2 separate regions of the Homo sapiens genome follow, and region 1 is linked to region 2. A link is a contact called in ENCODE Hi-C or POLR2A ChIA-PET data. All regions are on one chromosome and are shown on one strand. The core of a region is the stretch at or near the end of the contact, and the rest is flanking DNA. Distances in the headings are between cores, read along the strand shown. Region 1 holds the start of CARS1 (cysteinyl-tRNA synthetase 1). Region 2 holds the start of SLC67A1 (solute carrier family 67 member 1).

The links. A loop is a pair of places that touch in the nucleus more often than their neighbours do. ChIA-PET counts read pairs that join two places held with the same protein, here RNA polymerase II (POLR2A). Pooled maps may share reads with other maps.
Region 1: a loop to region 2 is called in a map of CD4-positive, alpha-beta T cell, with 5 times the contacts of the local background. The contact joins the promoter of CARS1 here to the promoter of SLC67A1 in region 2. A Hi-C loop is called at or near these places in 3 of 168 maps with a recorded cell type or tissue (B cell, CD4-positive, alpha-beta T cell and naive thymus-derived CD4-positive, alpha-beta T cell), 7 of 37 single-sample maps with no recorded cell type and 12 of 50 pooled maps. POLR2A ChIA-PET finds 5 or more read pairs at or near these places in 2 of 52 experiments (activated B cell and activated CD4-positive, alpha-beta memory T cell).

Annotation. Positions count from the first base shown.
Region 1 is chr11:3,055,728-3,061,959 of GRCh38, reverse strand. It overlaps CARS1 (cysteinyl-tRNA synthetase 1), which reads left to right and starts at 4,537. Exons shown (of 23, transcript NM_001014437.3): 1 at 4,537-4,617. The coding sequence starts at 4,593. It overlaps LOC124902615 (a long non-coding RNA gene), which reads right to left and starts at 3,336. Exons shown (of 2, transcript XR_007062555.1): 1 at 2,942-3,336. RefSeq lists an enhancer at 4,351-4,883.
Region 2 is chr11:2,897,459-2,903,815 of GRCh38, reverse strand. It overlaps SLC67A1 (solute carrier family 67 member 1), which reads right to left and starts at 1,538. Exons shown (of 11, transcript NM_002555.6): 1 at 1,452-1,538; 2 at 327-602. The coding sequence starts at 470. SLC67A1-AS (SLC67A1 antisense RNA) reads left to right here and starts at 241. Exons shown (of 3, transcript NR_169305.1): 1 at 241-357; 2 at 1,107-1,232. RefSeq lists an enhancer at 1-351 and a silencer at 1,277-1,406.

The DNA.
Region 1 (6,232 bases), core at 3,288-5,787, 160 kb before region 2:
GCTCACGCCTCCAATCCCAGCACTTTGGGAGGCTGAGGCAGGCAGATCACCTGATGTGAGGAGTTCGAGACCAGCCTGGCCAACATGGTGAAACCCCGTCTCTACTACAAATATAAAAATTATTACGTGGCTGGGTGTGGTGGTGCACGTCTGTAGTCCCAGCTACTCGGGAGGCTGAGGCAGGAGGATCACTTATACCCAGGAGGCAGAGGTCGCAGTGAGCTGAGATTGCACCACTGCACTCCAGCCTGGGTGAGGGAGCGAGACTCTGTCTCAAAAATAATAATAATAATTTTTAAAAACAAATAGGAATTTACATGCCTACCATATACCCACAACAGTTAAACATTAAAAACAAAAACAGAAACAATAGGGATTGATTCTTTCACAGCTCCAGAGGCCAGAAGTTCCAAACCAAGGCGTCCGCAGGGTGGGTTCCTTCAGAGGCTCTCCAGGAGGTCCTTCCTTGCCTCTCTCCTGGCTTCTGGTGGCCACCGGCCATCCTTGGCTTGTGCTACATCACTCCAATTGCTTCCCCCTTCACACCTATCTCTGTATCTCTGAATCTCTCTCTCATAAAGACACTAGGCATTGGATTAGGACCCATTCTAATCCAGGATGACCTCATTTTAACTTGATTATATCTGCAAGGACGCCTTTTTCAAATAAAGCCAGCCAGGTCCAGTGGCTCACGCCTGTAATCCTCTCACTTTGGGAGGCCAGGGCGGGAGGATCACTTGAGCCCTGGAGTTCAAGACCAGCCTGGGCAACATAATGAAACCCCATCTCTACAAAAAATATAAAAAATTAGCCACGTATGGTGGTGCACATCTGTGGTCCCAGCTACTCAGGAGGCTGAGGTGGGAGGATCACTTGAGCCCACGAGGTTGAGGCAGCAGTGAGCTGTGATTGCACCACTGCACTCCAGCCAGGGTGACAGAGCGAGACCCTGCTTTAAAAAAAAATAAAATAATAAATGAATAAAAATCAAGTCACAGTCGCAGGTACCAGGGGTTAGAACATGGGCATAATCATTTTGGGGGGACCACAGCTCAACCCACAACAGGCTTGTCTTGGGACCCCCCCGGGAGTTGGCAGCAGAGCTGGGAGCTCACCTGAGTGTATTCGTCTCTAACGCTGCGCTACCCTGGCTTGCAGGCCATGTGACATTTCTTTCCCTAAAAGTGGTTTGGGTAGGGCCTGAGCTGCTGGCTGTGCCAGCAAAGAAATCACTCTGCTTTAGTCACCTCAAAGCAGTGGGCCCAGCGACACCCTGCTGCCCATGGACACTGAGGGGGACTGTCCATCCTCTGGCATGGAAAGAGCAGCGTTCTTGGAGAACTTGGCCTTGGCCCTTAGGAGACTCAAGGGAGAGCCCTGCACGGTGGCCACTGGTGGCCGAGGAAAGTCCAGCTGCCCGGGGAAGGTGCTGTTCACTCACCTGCTGCCCATGGCCCAGGGCCAGACCAAGGCATCAGCCCCTCAGCCATCCAGAACAGGCCAGTGAAGCTTCCAGGATGGGTCTGCACTTGCGGAATATTTAGTAGGCAGGGTTCTGTGTGATGTCCTTACCCTACGTGCTCTTGTGAAATCCTCATTATCAGTTTGCTGGGGCTGCCAGGCTTGGGGGCTTCAACAAGGATTTATTGTCTCACAGTTCTGGAGGCTGGAAGTCTCAGGTCAGGGCATCAGCAGGGTGGGCTCCTTCTGGGGCTGTGAGGGAGAATCTGTCCCAGGCTGTCCCCTGACTTCTGGTGATTTGCTGACAATGTTTGGTGCCCTTTGGCTTGTGAAGCATCGCCCCAGTTTCTGCCTTTATCTTAACATGGCACCCTCCCTGCTTGTCAGTGTCCAAATTTCCTCCACTTAAACATTTTAATTAATTGGCTGGGCATGGTGGCTCACGCCTGTAATCCCAGCACTTTGGGAGGCCGAGGCGGGCGGATCATCTGAGGTCGGGAATTCGAGACCAGCCTGGCCAACATGGAGAAACCCGTCTCTACTAAAAATACAAAATTAGCCGGGCATGGTGGCACATGCCTGTAATCCCACCTATTCGGGAGGCTGAGGCAGGAGAATCTCTTGAACCTGGGACACTGAGGTTGCGGTGAGCCAAGATGGCACCATTGCATTCTAGCCTGGGCAACAAGAGTGAAACTCCGTCTCAAAAAATTTTTTTAAATTAATTTATATATGTGTATTTATTTATTCATTTATTTATTTTAGAGACAGGGTCTCACTCTGCACCCAGGCTGGCATGCAGTGGCACAATCATAGCTCACTGCAACCTGAAACTCTGGGGCTCAAGCCATCCTCCCTCTTCAGCCTCCCAGAGAGCTGGGATTACAGGTGTGAGCCACCATGCCCAGCTGAAATTTTCCCTTTTTACAAGGATATCAGTTATACTGGATTAACGTCCCCCCTAATGACCTCATCTTATGACTTTATCATCTGCAAAGACCCTATTTCCAAATAAGGTCACATTCACAGGTCCTGGTGGTTATAGGATTTCCACATCTTTTGGGAGAGACACAATGCAACCCATAACAACCTGTAACCCAATGTGCTGTCCCAAAGAACTACAACACCAGGGGGATGCTGAGGTTCAGAGAGTGTCCTTGCCCTGGTGGTAGGGCTGGGACGCAGCAGGACTGGGGAGGCGGGACCCACTGCTGCTAGACACTGCAGCACTCTTAGACACAGCTCGGCCACCTGAGCAGGTGATCATTTCCCAGTTCCGCTCTGCAGACCCTTTTTTTTTTTCCCAGTAGAGATGAAGTTTCACTATGTTGGCCAGGCTGGTTTTGCACTCCTGACCTCAAATGACCTGGCCGCCTTGGTCTCCCAAAGTGCTGGGATTACAGGCGTGAGCCACAGTGCCCGGCCCCACTTTGCAGATTTAAAAACAAGACATCTGGAAGCTCAGAGAAGTTAAACTCACCCCAGGTCTTACAGCCAAACTCTGGCTTGCCTGACCTGATGTCAGGAGGCTTTCTTAGTGCAAGAAAGGAAGGGCAGGGCAAGCCTTAGCCGAATGTTTATCTCTAAGAGGCTTCTGACTCTCCTGGGCGCCTCCGGTTCCTTCTCCCAGGAAGGCATGTGGCCGAGCTGGGCTTGGGTGACTCATGGTCCTAGAGTGATGAGTGAGAAACAGGCACTGTGAGAGTCATGGTAGGACCTGGCCAGAACTTCGTCCCCTAAGTCCTGGACTTGGTCCCTCCTTTGGGATTAGTTGGGGTCTCACAGAGCCTCCCACATCCTGGGCAAGTTACAGCACATGCTACAGGATCTTTGCAGAAATGTAAACAAACTCTTTCTTCTTTTTTTTTTCCAGCCACCAGTAGAATTTAGAATTTATTTATTTATTATTTTATTTATTTATTTATTTATTTATTTATTTGAGACGGAGTCTCACTCTGTTGCCAGGCTGGAGTGCAATGGCGCAATCTCGGCTCATTGCAACCTCCACCTCCCTGGTTCAAGCGATTCTCCTGCCTCAGCCTCCTGAGTAGCTGGGACTACAGGCAAGCGCCACCATGTCCAGCTAATTTTTGCATTTTTAGCAGAGACAGGGTTTCACCATGTTGGCCAGGATGGTCTCGATCTCTTGCCCTCATAATCCGCCCACCTCGGCCTCCCAAAGTGCTGGGATTACAGGTGTGAGCCACCGTGCCCGGCCTTAGAATTTATTATGAAATTAGACATGAGGTTCCAAAAAGTAACTAGAAGATTTTTTACTTTTTATTTTTTGAGAAAGGGTCTCACTCTGTCGCCTAGGCTGGAATGCAGTGGCACAGTCGTAGCTCACTGCAGCTTCAAACTCCTGGACTCAAATGATCCTCCTGCCTTGTCCTTTCAAGGTGCTGGGATTACAGGCATGAGCCACTAATCCTGGCTAATAATTTTTCTTGACATATTAAAATTCTGTTTCTTAAATAGCATTTCCTCTCATTTTGGATGGGTGCACGAACCTTGGGTGGGATATCCTTGGGAGGTGACATCATGCACACAGAAGGCAGGAGCCCTAAGGGGGTTGGGGATGGCTCCAGAATGGGGTCTGAGAAGGAGATGGAGAAGCCTGTTCACGCAACACTTCATAGTGGCTTGCTTTCCGCAGGGTCATTGGCAGGGCGGTCCCTAGGCCTGGAGCGCTCTTCCCGCCCATCCCCAGGCCCTGCTCCAGGTCGGCCTCCTGGGAACCATCCCGTCTCGCCAGCACACCCTGTCCCGAGGCCGCCTCTGACCTCCAGGCTGGGCCTGGTCCCCACGGCGCTTAGCGCAATCATGACTTAAACACCTATTACAGGACGCTCAGTCTTTAGTGCTTGTCTCCCCGCGGCTGGGCTGACTACTCCCAGCACGGCCACTGAACGCTTGGCCGCGCGATGCTCCGGAGCGCGGGTCGCCATTGGGTTGAACTACAGCTCCCAGCATGCTCCGGGCCGGCGACATCCGGAGCCCCTGGTAGTTGCCTAGCGACCGGGCGTGTCCCGGAAGACGGGCCCGGCGTGGGGCGCGACTTCCGGGGCGGCGGTTGCATCAGATTCTAGGAAGTGTCTGTAGCCGCAGCTGCGGGTCCGGGATTCCCAGCCATGGCAGATTCCTCCGGGCAGCAGGGTGAGCGGCGCGGCCGGGCCAGGCTGAGGGCGGCTGGGGGCCTGACTGGGCGCTGGGTGCTCGGCTCGAAGGGCAGCGAGTCCTTATGTCTGAGGGGCCCGGGTGCATGGGTTCTGAGGGGCAGCTGTGTCCGTGGTCTGAGGGGCGGCAGTGCCCGAGGTCTGAGGGGTGTCAGTGCGCGGGGTCTGAGGGACGGCACGTCCTTGGGTCCGAGGGGCGGGGGTGCTCGGGGTCTGAGGGGTGTCAGTGCCCGGGGTCTGAGGGACGGCGGGTCCTGAGGTTCGAGGGGTGGCACGTCCTAGGATCCGAAGGACAACGGGTGCCCGGCTCCGAGGGACGGCCACTGGGACCCCTGGGACTCCTGCGTGAGGGTCTGCCAGACCCGTGGCTGGAGCACAGACCCCGCGGGGACCCGAGCCCGAGCGGGGCGCTGCCCAGACCACCCAGCCTCAGTTTCCTCACTTGGTTCCTGCCGAGGTCCCCTTGCATCCTCACCCCGGGAGGTGGCCCTACATCAAACAGCCTTTCCCCAGCCGGTGCCTGGGCGGGCCCTCGCTCCCTCTTGCCCCAGCTGGCCTTTAGGGGGGAGACAAAGGCCCAAGGGTTGTTTTGGTTTTCTGCCCAGACCTGGCAGCTTCCGGGAGGTGGGCGGAGGGCACCTGAGGTTGGTATTTAGGGAAATGGGGCAGAGGACGCCAGGGGTACGCGTACACACAGTAAAAGGGCTTGGGGCTTTACGAAGGCTTTCATCTCCAGTTCCGCAGGCAGTCCACTGCAAGCTGATTGTCAGAGCATTACTGCCCCATTTTATTGCCAACCCGGGAGGTTCCCCAGGGACACAGCTGTGTCAGCTCCCCCAGTCACTCATGTCACCAGCGGGTAGACCTTGAGAGACCAGTGGGTTCTTCTCTCACTGTCCCTCCAGCAAGATTTTAGGTGCTGGAAAGGCAAGAGACTGAATCAGAAAGCCCAGATTCCTAACAGTCTGGAGCAGCCTTTCCAAAGGAAACATTCTCAGTATCTAGTTTTTAATTCTTTTGGCTGGCAAAAATTAGATGCAAGTTCTTGTAAGACACCTCCAGCCCCCACCCTCAGTTTAGATCGTACCAAGATTTCCTTAGCATCTGGTGGTGCCCTTTGCCCCTGAGGGTTTATTGGGTTATAGATAGGTAGTTATGACAACCCGAGTAATCTGGCGGCATGGGGACACCCAGATGACAGGGCTACACTCTTGTGCCAAGTGGCAGGAGGTGGTCACCTTCCAGGCACGCCGCCTACCACCCTACCTGTGTGCCTGGATTCCAGCACCATCTCCACCCGTCCCAGAGCCAAGCGGCCCTCAGAAGTCACCCAGATTCCTGTAAAACAGCATCATAGTTAACAGCCCCAACTCTGGAACCACCCTGGAAGGGCCAGGGTTCCAACTCTGCCTCCCGCCCCACAGCAAACCATGCGTAATGGCTCCTACCTTGGAGCATGGAGTGTAAATGAATTAATAGATGGGAAGGACGTAGAACAGTGCCTGGCACTCAATTAAGTGCTGTGTCTGTGCTGAAAGTTAGGGCCTGTTTGTTTTCAAACTAAAAATGTGTTTTTGTTCATTTGTGAACGTAAA
Region 2 (6,357 bases), core at 289-2,788:
CCAGAGGGCAAAGGCTGCCGGGTGAGAGGCAGGAGGAACAGCGCTAGGAAGGTTTGAGGAGGTGCTGCCCCCAGGAGGGAAGTGGGGTGGCTCCCCATGGCTTCTCCCGGGGCTGGCACTGAAGCTGGAGCACAGGATGTGCTGACGGGGGTCCAGAGGCAGAGTCCTTAACTTACTCAGCTTAAGCGTGGCATGAGTCCCAACTGGGAGGGGCCCTGGCAGCATGAAACCCCCACCCCCACTCTCTGCGACGGCCCAGATGGAGGGCAGGAGGAACAGCGGTTCAGCCCTGGCTGGGGCTGCAGGGGCTGGGGTGTGTTACTCACTGGCACGATGGAGAACTGCATGAAGAGGCAGGTAAGTTCTGTGGCGGCCAGCACGTAGGTAAGCAAGATGACCGAGGACCGGCCTAGAGCGCTCATCCTGCCGGGGGACCGGCCCTGGTCCCTGGGAGCCCGAGCTCCCTGCATCCTGGACAGGCGCAGCAGGGAGACCCAGGAGAGATCCAAGCAGGAGGCTGGCGGAGCAGGGGGCAAAAGTCCAGTTGATCCGGGCAGGGGTGCTGAGTCACTGGGTCCCAGGCAGCACCCGCCTGGCCTTGCCTGCAAGAGAGGACAGCACTGCAGGACCCCCTCCCCAGTGGAGCTCTCCTGCTACCTGGACCTTAGAGGACACATCAGGGGGTCCCCCTCCTCCACTTTTGACAGCTCTGGTCTCCAGGCACACAGCCTCCCGGGGAGGGGAGACAGGGACAAGCTGCTCCCCCCGACCCCTGCAGGTGGGCCAGGCTCAGTGCCTGGTTGCCTGACACAGGAATGTGCCATGCCCCACTTTTAGAGGGAGGCAGAGGCTCGGAGTGGTGGCTGAGTCCACCTCAAATCATCAGCGCCTTCTGTGGCCAGAGGGCTGATGTGGGTCCCTGTGCCTGGAGGCCCTCCGTAGGCCCACAGTGGCCCTGTCCCCAACACAGTGCAGCTCTCAGGGAAGGTCTACCTTCCCCTGTGGCCAGCAGCCAGAGCTCCAAGGGGCTTCTGGAATGGTCTTGCGTAGGGGAGACATAGCTCAGCCTTCCAGGCTCCCCAGTAGCTCTGCCTTACCTCCCACAGCGGAGTGCTGTCTGTCCCCACCCTTCCCCGCCCGGCCTCCAACTGGTGGGAACTGGATTTTGCGGCTGCAGAGGACTTCCCCAAATTTTGCCACATTAACAGCTGACTGCACATCTGAGCCCCGAGGTACCGAACCCAGGCTGGTGGGGTAGGGCGGGGAGACCCCTGAGGGTCCGGGAGCTGCGCCTGGCGCCCTCCCCCATCCCGGGATGCAGGGAGGCTGGGGGGAGCAGGGCAGCCGCAGCAGGCACGTCAGGGGCACCTCATTGGGCAGAGGTGCGACGCTGCGCCGGAGTTCGGGGTTCGGGGCTCAGAGGCCGCCCTCTCCGGAGTGTGCTCGAGTACCTGCCTTTGCAGGGGCGGGCTTGGGCACGGGTGCCGGTGGGGTGAGCGCTCCAGGGTGACCTAGACACCGGTCCTTCCGGGATGAGCCCCGGCCCCGCCCTTTCGGGAGATGACTTGCAACAGGGACCGCCCCTCTGGGTCTGAGTTCCAGCCCTCGCGCTTTGCAATCGCCAGTTCCGGGAGCGCCCGTGCCACGGTTTCTGCGCTCTCACTGGCCGAGCCCGCCCCTCCCCTCGAAGGACCCGCCCCTGCCCCGCCCACCAGCGGGCTCGCCCCGTGCCCGGCTTCGCCCGCCCCAGCCCCCTCCAGCTTGAATCCTGCCCGGTGCCCGGGCTGCTGGAGGTGGACACTCTGACCCTCAGGCAGCACCGGTGTCCACTTTGGGCCTGAGGAGGGGCAGTGTGGGCAGGGGATGGGACCGGGAGGTGGAGGGAAGGAGAGAATGGAGGGGAGGCAGGGGCGGGGAGAGAAAAGCGGAGGAATGGTGGTGAGGGGTTAGGGGAAGAAGTCAGGGGAGGTTGTAGAGGGTGTGGTGTAGCCTGGCCCTGCCAAAGGTCTGCACAGAGCCCCAGAAGAGTGACCAGGAGACAGCTCTGGGCCCCTCCTCACTTCCCTCCCCAGACCCGGAGGCTGCTAGGAGCAGTTGAGAGCCCACTTTTCCCCATTTCACCCTGCCTGCCACTTCCCCACCCTTGCAGGGGCCACCAGAGATGCCAGCACACAGGTAAACAAGCCTCATGCCGCCCTCCGCAGCAGGAGCCGCTGGAGCACACACACCCCACGCTGCGCACACTTGGCCCAAGCCCTGCCCTTGGCCTGGGCACCATTCTCCGTGCCCCTGACTGTCACTAAGTAGGGAGATGCTCATTCAGGACTCCTGCCCCACCTCCTCCCCAGGCAAGGGCTGGGCACAGGCTCAAATGTCAAAACCAGTGTCCCCCTGCCATGTGTCAATCATCGCTCCACAGAGCAGAAAACTGCAGGGGTGAGACAGGGTGGGACGGACATCGCAGAGGCGAGCGAGAGCCGGCCAAAGTCCTGGTGGGCAGGGGGGCCAGAGCCAGGTGGCCCAAGGCCGGCTGGCTAAGCCATTCCAAGTCACCGTGGGAGTGGTTCAGCAGCTACCCTTCGTTCAGCAGCTCAGATATGTTGGGCATCAGAAAACAATACCCCAAAATGAAGGCCTCAGAAGCAGCTTCGGAAGAAAAAGTGTTTCTCTGACCTTCTCTTGCTCTCCTGTCTCTCAGTGCCATTTTCCCCGAAGCTGGCCTTAGAAACTGGAATCCATTTTCCCCAGGGCAGGTCATAGAAATCAGAACCCCGCCTTTCCACACAGCCAGACATCAAACCTAAAAATATTGCTCTAACTTTCCCTCCACCTTTGTGTTTAGAAGCTGGCCATAAATTATCTGACCTCTCTTGTTTGACTGTAGGGCATAAGACCCCATTCCAGGAGGGTCCTGCTCCATGCCCAGAAGGAAGGAATGCTGCTCAGAAAGTTCAAGAAATCTAGACCAACAGCCCTCGCTGCGCTTCCCCTTGCGGTCCAGGAGCATTAGTGCAGGTCCCTTGGTTCATCTGTGTTCCCGCATGGATGTCCATACTTTGTTGAGCCTAAGCATCAGAAATGGCAATTTCCCCCATATCTTTTTTTTTTTTTTTTTTTTTTTTTGAGACGGAGTCTTGCTCTGTCACCCAGGCTGAAGTGCAGTGGCGCGATCTCGGCTCGCTGCAAGCTCCGCCTCCCGGGTTCACGCCATTCTCCTGCCTCAGCCTCCCGAGTAGCTGGGACTACAGGCGCCCGCCACAGCCCCCGCTAATTTTTTTGTATTTTTAGTAGAGACGGAGTTTCACCGTGTTAGCCAGGATGGTCTCGATCTCCTGACCTCGTGATCCGCCCCCCCTCGGCCTCCCAAAGTGCTGGGATTACAGGCGTGAGCCACCGCGCCCAGCCTGTTTCCCCCATATCTTTGGGTCTTTGTTCTGAAAACTCCCATTCACACACGTCAATCAATTTGGGGACCAAATGCCTTTTGTCCAATCAATCTGCCCTCTGTGAGGTGGTTTCTTAGCAAGCCCACGGGTGCAGTGTACCGCTCGAGGGGATTCCAGCCCAAAGAGTGCAAACGTGTTTGCATCTGGAGTGCGTGTCCCCAGATCCTCTGCCAAGCTCGTTTTCAAGAATAGTCACCACTGGCCGCCCTGGGGACTTGGGGAGAGTGCAGTCAAGCCGAGAGCCCAGGTCCAGCCAGAGTTTCCTGGAAGGACTGCACAGAAAGGCCGGCTGTGTAAGGTGGGGGTGGGTGACAGGAGTCTCAGAGTGTCTTAGATTTGGGACTCCTGGGGGAGGATGGGCATCCACATGAACCCTTACTCAATGGGGCAGGTGTGAGGGACTGTCCCCAACAGGTTCCAGACGCCTCCTGGGTTCCCTGGGGAGGGCTTAGAGGATGAAGCGGCAGGAGGAGATGGGATGAGTTACCAAACTGCCCAGAGGTGTGCGAGGGAGGCTGAGGGTCCTCTGGCGCTGAGGTGTGGTGGAGATGCTGGAAACTTACCACTGTCTTCCTCCAGGTGAAGCAGGGCCTCAGGTAGCCAGGGAACTGGTTGAGCAGAGGAAATCGGAGAGACCTTTTTTTTTGTCATGAACAGGCTCAGTGTGAATGGGGGAACTTCCTGGTTCTGAGGGAATGTGGGAAAATTGCCCTTTAGGCTGGGTGAAGAAGAAAGCAAGTGGAACCCTGGCACCCCTGGACTTCCTCCTCCAGAGGAAGCGGCTTTGGTTGTGGGCCAGCGAGCCTGTGCGTCCCCAGCCCCAGGGCATTCACCGCTTCAGAGAAGCAAGGCGACAGTTCTGCCGGATGAGAGGATCCAGGCTGACTGGAGGAAGGAAGGGCTTTGGCTCATCTGGGCTCAGGTTTGGGAGAGGTGGCTTCTCAGAGGAGGTGATGCCTCAGCCAGTCTTAAAGGTGAGCACGGATTGTTTGGGTATGGGAAGGGCATCCTGGCTGAGAGAATAGCATAGATAACGGCTTAGAGGTGAGCCCAGGCTTGGAGTGTTCAGGAAGCTGAGCCACTGGAAGGGGCTGGGACCAAGGGTGTACAGTGGGGTGACGGGGCAGAAAGTGAGTCTAGAGAGAGGGGTGACCCTGGGAGCGCTGGGCAGGGACACAGCCAGACGTGCACTGAGAAGTATTGCTCTGAACACTGCATCCTGGAGGCTGGGACCTCTGAGGGGTCTCCCGAATGAGAGGAGGCCAGCTTCAGAGCTGACCCCTGCCTACACCACTGCCTGGACATTTGAAATGGCTTTGGGCCTATCTTAACCCGACACACATTTATTAAGCACCTACTGTGTGCATGCCCCATGCCAGCTGTTTGGGACGTCAGCTGGCAAAGCTGACCGCCTGGTGGTAGCTTGCATCATTAGAGTGCATGTGCAGGCTTCGGGGAGGCACATGATCCCGGGTCACCACAATGCCTAAGGAAATGACTCACTGCCTATGAGCACTTGAGTTCTTCCTGTGTGTGCAGTGGACGCCGCTGCAGGGTTCTGAGCCCCTTCTGTTCTCCAAGGAGCCTCTGGCTGATGTGCTGATGAGGGGTTGAGGGGAGGGGCAGTGCAGGAGGTCTCTGCTGTGGTCCAGATGAGAGGTGGTGTGGACTTGGATGGGGCATGGGGGGATTTGAGGGGCAGGTTTGGAACCTCCCTGGAAGGAGGCCTGACAGGCTTCCTGCTGGTTGGGGCCTGGGCTGAGAGGGCCAACTGAGGGGGCCTTCAGGTGCGGCTGGGGGCGACATGAGGGGAGGCAACCCTGCAGGTCCATCCACGGGAGGGGCCTGTGGGCCAGCAGAGAGGGCAGAGTGTGCAGTGTGCAGTTTGCGGCATGTGGTCTGAGCTGGACGTGAGGGTGTCATTGACACTCATGTCCTGTTTAGAGCTCCCACCCTGGATGAGATGACCAGGAGTGGATGGGGCTAGAGAGGAGAGGGGCCAAGGGCCAAGGCTGGACCCCAGCATGAGGAGGAGGTGCCCAGGGTTCTGACCAGGGAAAGGGAGGGAAAAATAAAGGAGCTGGGTCTGGAGAGAGAGGCAGGTAAGCGAGTGAAGGCCTGGGAGCTTCCCTGGGGCCGAGAGCTGGAGTCACTGGTGGCTTTGGCAAGAGCGTCATGAGCATGGGGGCTGACCCTCGGGATTCAAGCAGGAGGAATGGGCTGGACACCCTTCTGAAGGGTTTTGCACCAAAAGGGGGCTGAGAAATGGGACTGTGGCTGGAGGGGAAGTGGGATGAAGAGAGAGAACCTTTGTTTACAATTTTAAGATTTAAAAGAGTGATGCTGCAGAGAACGGAAGGGTGATGTGGAGGGAGCGGGGAGGGTCTGGCCTTCACCATCCCTCCATGATTCTGCAGAGGACTGAAGGGTGACCTGGAAGGAGCGGGGAGGGCTCTGGCCTTCACCATTACTCCATGATGCTGCAGAGGACAGAAGGGTGATCTGGAAGGAGCGGGGAGGGCTCTGGCCTTCGCCATTACTCCATGGGTGAAGTGAACGTGTTCTCCTTGAGGCTTTGTACTCTTACTCCTATGATTCTCCAAGGACCTGTCTCAATAAAGCCAACAAGGTTTTGCCTGGGGCGGGACTAGAGCGGAGGCAGGGTTGGATGTGACTCCTGCCCGCCCGAACCTCGGTTCCCGCCCACCTTACACCTTCTCAGCCAGGTGAGGTGCGGTTGCAGACCTTGGTCAATGGGGGCTGCCTGGATCCCACAGTGGGATCTGTGTCTGACACCCTGCTGGGGCTCTGTCCCAGCACCCCAGGCTTTGTATGTGTTGTCTTGGGAATCACAGCCTTATGAGGGGCCTTCAGCCTGCTGTGGGCACTGGGTGCCTGGCCTCGGCTTCAT